2 separate regions of the Homo sapiens genome follow, and region 2 is linked to region 1. Evidence: chromatin contacts called from ENCODE Hi-C or POLR2A ChIA-PET data. All regions are on one chromosome and are shown on one strand. Each heading gives the region's core, a stretch centred on a gene start or an enhancer-like site at or near the end of the contact. The rest is flanking DNA. Distances are from core to core; before and after follow the strand shown. Region 1 overlaps COLGALT2 (collagen beta(1-O)galactosyltransferase 2). Region 2 overlaps RGL1 (ral guanine nucleotide dissociation stimulator like 1).

Region 1 (2,793 bases), core at 44-2,543:
TTCCAGCTGGGAGTGACACTACTTCTTCAATAATGAAAGTTTTATTTATTTGATACTCTAAAAAAGCTTCCTTTGCAAACTATGTATTTTAAAGTTTGGAAGTAATATTGGTTAAGAAACCTGAAAAGGCCTTGAAGAATGTTTAGTATTATAAAAATTCAAAGTCCTCGAAGAATGTTTAGTATTATACAAATTCAAAGTCCTCATTTGATTTTCCTTAAAGGGATAATACAAAGAAAATTTAAAATGATAGCTGGTAACTGGGTTGTTGAAAGAACTATGGGTAATGGCCATGACTACTGTAACGTATCTGTTCACCTCTATTCCAGGCACAGGAGAGGAATACACTCTCTTGCCCTTGAAGTTACTCAGGGCTATATGACTTTCTGGGGAAAGTTTATAGTGTGGTGCTGCTGCTCCACTCTCCAAGGGCTCCCCCGACACTGCCCTTGGTCCCACCACTGTGCTCATAGCGGCATGTGTGGATATGGATAGCAGATGTGAATTGGAAGCAGCCTGGAACATTGCATCAACACATGAAGGGCAGCTCCCAGGAAAGACACCTGCTCTGCAGACTTGGATAGCAAGAAATAAGCCATTGTTGTATGAAGCCAATCAGATTTTTATATTCCAGCATAACTTTGCCCATCCTGAGATACTGTCCAAAGGGTATGATCTGTTTAACTTCACTGAAATATTATAGAGAAATCCTGACATCCAATTTTACTTATTGGCGAATGATGTGAAATTCTAGAACGTAGTGAGACAGAGTTCTTAGGCCAAACACAAGAGCTGGTCTCATTACTTCAAACTTGACACTTACAGTCATATTTCTGTGCATATGCAGTGCATGTCTTTGTCTTCCCAATAGCAGCCGAGAATATTCTGGTCCTTTCTGCTCCACTCCACTCCTTATTAGTTTCTTTTAAAATCAATAGGGAGGGTCCACCAGGTACACGGTTAGGTTTTTAAGAGAAAGAAGCTTAATGTACCAGCTTCCTCCTGTTCATGATATTGTCTGAGGAGCTGTCTCACTCTCCCTCCTGGGGCCTGAGACTTGGGAAGATGTTATATTTTGAGTTACCCATTCTAGGCTGCTGGTCTCCTTTGGACTCACATGGCCTGTGTGGCTTTAACATTTCAGCCAAAGAGACTGCTTTTAGCCACTTTGTTTCCATCAAACATAGGCAGTCATTGCATTCACAGGACAAGTGTTGCAAAAAAAAAGCCACAAGTGGTTGGCTCCCGAAAGTCATCACTGAGCAAAAATATCAGAGAAGTGTGCTTGGGTTTTGCCACTGAAGGCAGCAGTAAGCCACAGAGGAAAACAGGAAGTGATACAGTGAGTCAGACCTAAGAAACTTAGTCTGTGGGGAGAAGGATGTATCTTTGCTGACAACAGACTTGAAGGTTAGGTATATCCTGGCTTCTGTTTGTAGTCATTTCTGACTCCATCTTTCATAATTGATCTGGTCTCTCATTAAATCCCTTCCTGGAAATAATCCTTCCCTGTACTGCCACTTGGGACAATGGGCTTCATTGCTTTCGGGATAGTTTCAAGATCTAATGTGAATAATTACAGCCATTGTTACAGAGGTCTTATCACTCACAGAACCCAGAGTTCTGTGAGTGATATATATATATGTCACATATATACTTGACATATATAATCACATATATTTAATGTTCACATGTACCATGGGATATGTATGAGTGTCTCTATTTTTATAGACAAGGAAACAAACATTAAATAACTTGCCCAAGATCACAGAGCTGATAGAGCTGGTATTTGAACCTAGGTCCTACTCCTTTACCGGAGCTCTTAATTCCCATTCCACATCATCCCCAGAGCTAGTCCTTGGTGGCCACTGGTATTAGCCAACCAGGCAACTGGGCTGGGTCCAGAGTAGCTCATTTAAGCCCAGTCATGTCTGGAATAGTACATGATAGATTGTACTTGGATCAAATCCTACCGCTTCTTCTCTATAATTTCTCCTGAACTTCTTCCATTGTTGCAGCCTAGCTTGGGTCCTTACCCACTATGCCTGGGCTGTTTTTGATTTTTTTCAAACACTTACATGCTCTCAGTCTTTCCTATTCTAATTAATCATGCTCACTGTTGTCAAAATAATCTTCCGCCGCACAGCTCTGTTCTCAACTGTAACAGTCACACTCAACACTATATTTAAGGGCTTAACAGGTTGCTAGGTGTTTTCATAGTCACCATGTAATTTTATCTTCACTTTTTTGTGGTGGTTTTTTTTTTTTTTTTTTTTTTACAAATAAAGAAACTGAGACCAAGCCAGATGTAGACTTGTCCAAGGTCAAATACTGAGTGATTGGCAGAGCTGGAACTCAGTTTTAGACATAACTTCAAGTCCAATTATCTTAATAATTTTTACATGATGTACTGTTGTCTCAAAATGTCAATACTGAGAGCAGGTACCTGAGACTTCCTATCACCTTATGCTGTAATTTGCAAGAGTAATCTCCTCATGCTTTATAGACCATTTAAATCTAACATCTTTATAAGATCTGGCCTCCTGTCATTCATCTCCCGAAGGCAGCACATCCCCAAATTCTCTGTGCAGCTTCTAATGTACTAAATGAGTTATCACATGAAAAGAGATGGGCACAGTGCTTTTAATAAGTGTTAGTCATTGTCGTCATAACCCTTCTCCCACCTCACTCAAATTCTTCAACTCTGATTTCTAAAACTCCAGTCTACAATTCAGAAATTCCCTGACCATCCCCTTCACAAGATTTTCAATTCTCGTCCACTGATGCCTGATA
Region 2 (2,700 bases), core at 144-2,643, 83 kb before region 1:
TCTACCATAGTACTACTTCAAATTGTTGAAATCGTTCTGCTTTCATTTCCACATATTCAGAAGATACGTATATTGTTCTTGTAATCTTTTCCCAGAAGTTGTAAACAGTGACACCAGATTTCAGTCACTGGTAAAGGATCATGTAAATAGTAGTAATCCAAGACATCGGATACACTTTAAAGAGAAAGGAAAGGAGTTAAAGGAAGTTGGCTGTGTTACATTACTGCCTCAGAAACTTCACAGTGGAAAGTTAAAAAATCTTCCCAGAGAGTTTGCAATCAATATTCATTCCTGCAAATTCAGATGCCCTAAGAAGGCAATTGAAATTAATTGGAGTGATTATAACAAAAATGGGGAAAAGGAGGAGGGGTGAAGAACAGCAAAAACAAGATTTAAAACTCCAATTTAGAAGAATTAAAAGTTATAATGTGAAAGGAATTTTTTTTAAAGTGAAACAAAAGAAATGAAGAAGTGATATGCCATATCGAAGAGTCTGGTATTGTCTTTAAAATATCCCTACAGGACAAAGAAGAATAAAAACCATAGTTTTACAAGTCATTAGCATTCTAAGTCAAGTCTGCATTTTAGGGACATGGGTAGAAAGCCCTGAGCAGAAACTGATGTTCTAATAGTTGAGGAAGAATAAAACAACATTGATAATCAATGGCTCAAAAAGAAGACAGATCAATCATACGAGTATCTCCTAGGGTTTTCTACATTAAAGAATGTCTCTTTTAGAAAGGAAAACAGACATCACAATTAGACTGTATTGTTTGATTCCCTGCACAGCATTGTAAACAAAGAAAATGATGACACTGCCCTTGCCACCACCATTGGCTACAATTTGTGGTATGCTTACAAGGCATTCTGCTAAGTACTTTATATTTGTGTCTTCTTCAACCATCACAAATATGCTGAGATATTGTCCTCACTTTATAGGATATAAAGTGAAGCTTCAGAGAAGTTATGTGTTTTGACTAAGATCAGGCAGGTGGTTAAGTGACAGGTCTGATATTTGAACTCCCGTCCAACTGACTCCAAGACCTGGGTGGGAAGCCCAGGCATGCCATTTATAGAAGAGCATTGGGATCTCGGATACTCAAGATTTTTCTCCGCATTTGCCTATATCACCATAATAAGACTGCGGAAGTACATGAAGAACTAGATTACAATATCATTGTTGTGACTAATGTTTTAGATTGTTATTATTCTGAGATCTTTTGTCATTATTTCCATTGCTCTATGCTGTTTTGCCTGGCTGTTGCTTTATTATTGAATGAACACCCTGAGCAAGGTTCGCACACAGCTGTTAGAAATGTGGAAGCTAGACCTTTTTCCTGGGGAAGGAGATGGGTTGAAGAATGTGAGGAAACAAGACCAAATTAGGCCCATCAAAGGAGAACCTGCTTCCTGTTCCTTGTGCCTCGTAGCATCTGTCACTACCAACGGAAACTCAGTTCTAGTGGTGAAAACTATAGAAGGCCTTAGCCATTTTTTTCAATAGAGTTCTATTTATAACATGAAAACTCCCTTCTTGGACTGTGGGGAATGAGTTATTGAGGTCCTTGAAAGATAATTTTGGTGACTGGCGATGTCCTTTTCTAATAATAGCTAGAATTTATTGACTACTTAGTAGGAATGGTCCCTGTGTTAAGTACTGTACATACTTGTTAAATCCTCATAATGATTATGTTTTATTATTCTTATTTTACAGAGGAGGAACCTGGGGCGTAGGTTAAGGAACATGTCCAAGGCTACACAGTGAATAAATGAAAGAGCTGGGATTTAACCGAGGCCTTAACCTCTGTGCTGCATGACCTTTACTATTTTTCCTCTGATAAAAATGAAAATATTTCTCTTAAGTACTTAGCTTGGGAATGAAAGACAGGTGTGTAAATAACCTTGACTTTGGGTAATTGGCTTCAGGCTTATCCATCCTACTCCGGGCCCTCTCCCACTCACATTTACTGTCTTTCTGTATGTCTTCCTTTCATAATCTTTTTCTTCCTCCTTCTTGCCGTGGAGGTTTTTTTTTTTCTCTTCTCTCCCTTCCCCATAGTCCCTGCGTTGCCCTTGCCTTCTTAGTGCTTAAATCTGACTCTGGCTTTGTTGGCATTATTTCCCTGGTCTTTTCTCAATCTCTCTTTCACGTCTCCTCCTAGTATTTGAATCCCTGTTTACCAACAGCACTGAAATGTGACAATGTAAAGTGTAAAAAAGCAACGCAGGACAACCTTGACAAGTCCAGATAATAATATTTTCATCCTTTCCAGGAAAAAAACAAAGAGGAAAGCTTTGTATCTTTCTTTGTTCCTTCTCATCAGGAAAATCATCTAGCTGGAGGTCTCAGAGGCAGCTTCTATCTGGCAACCTTCCCTGAAACAGAGCAAAACTGTTCTATGATTAGGAGAACAAGGTGGAGGGTCCGGCCCAGAGTCAGGGTCAAGGTTGACTTAGGCTTCAGTTCTTGAAGGACAAAGTGTATTAGATCCTGCCCTCAGAGCTTGGCAGAAGTTACTTCATTGCTTGAAAGGCCCACCGTCTGCGTAAATCTTCTTACCTTTTCATTATCTGCAGCGAAGACAAGATCCAGTTCTCAGAGAATGTATTAAAATAGAAAAACATTTTGCTGCTTTTGAAAAATGGTTCCATGTCTTATTTTCTGCTGATGATTAAGTACAAAAAATTATTATTTCAAAT

What was found. A loop is a pair of places that touch in the nucleus more often than their neighbours do. ChIA-PET counts read pairs that join two places held with the same protein, here RNA polymerase II (POLR2A). Pooled maps may share reads with other maps.
Region 2: a loop to region 1 is called in a pooled map, with 2.8 times the contacts of the local background. The contact joins two enhancer-like sites. A Hi-C loop is called at or near these places in 1 of 168 maps with a recorded cell type or tissue (CD4-positive, alpha-beta memory T cell) and 7 of 50 pooled maps. POLR2A ChIA-PET finds 5 or more read pairs at or near these places in 4 of 52 experiments (CD8-positive, alpha-beta T cell, Caco-2, GM10248 and 1 more).

The regions. Positions count from the first base shown.
Region 1 is chr1:183,955,523-183,958,315 of GRCh38, forward strand. The region is part of intron 6 of COLGALT2 (collagen beta(1-O)galactosyltransferase 2); the gene reads right to left. Among named protein-coding and RNA genes, the nearest start is that of COLGALT2, 81 kb to the right of the region's middle. RefSeq lists a silencer at 310-474. Within about 2 kb of position 1,294, at least 5 of the 41 ENCODE cell types and tissues checked have a DNase peak (open chromatin) inside an H3K27ac peak, as active enhancers do.
Region 2 is chr1:183,872,485-183,875,184 of GRCh38, forward strand. The region is part of intron 4 of RGL1 (ral guanine nucleotide dissociation stimulator like 1); the gene reads left to right. Among named protein-coding and RNA genes, the nearest start is that of RGL1, 69 kb to the left of the region's middle. Within about 2 kb of position 1,394, at least 3 of the 41 ENCODE cell types and tissues checked have a DNase peak (open chromatin) inside an H3K27ac peak, as active enhancers do.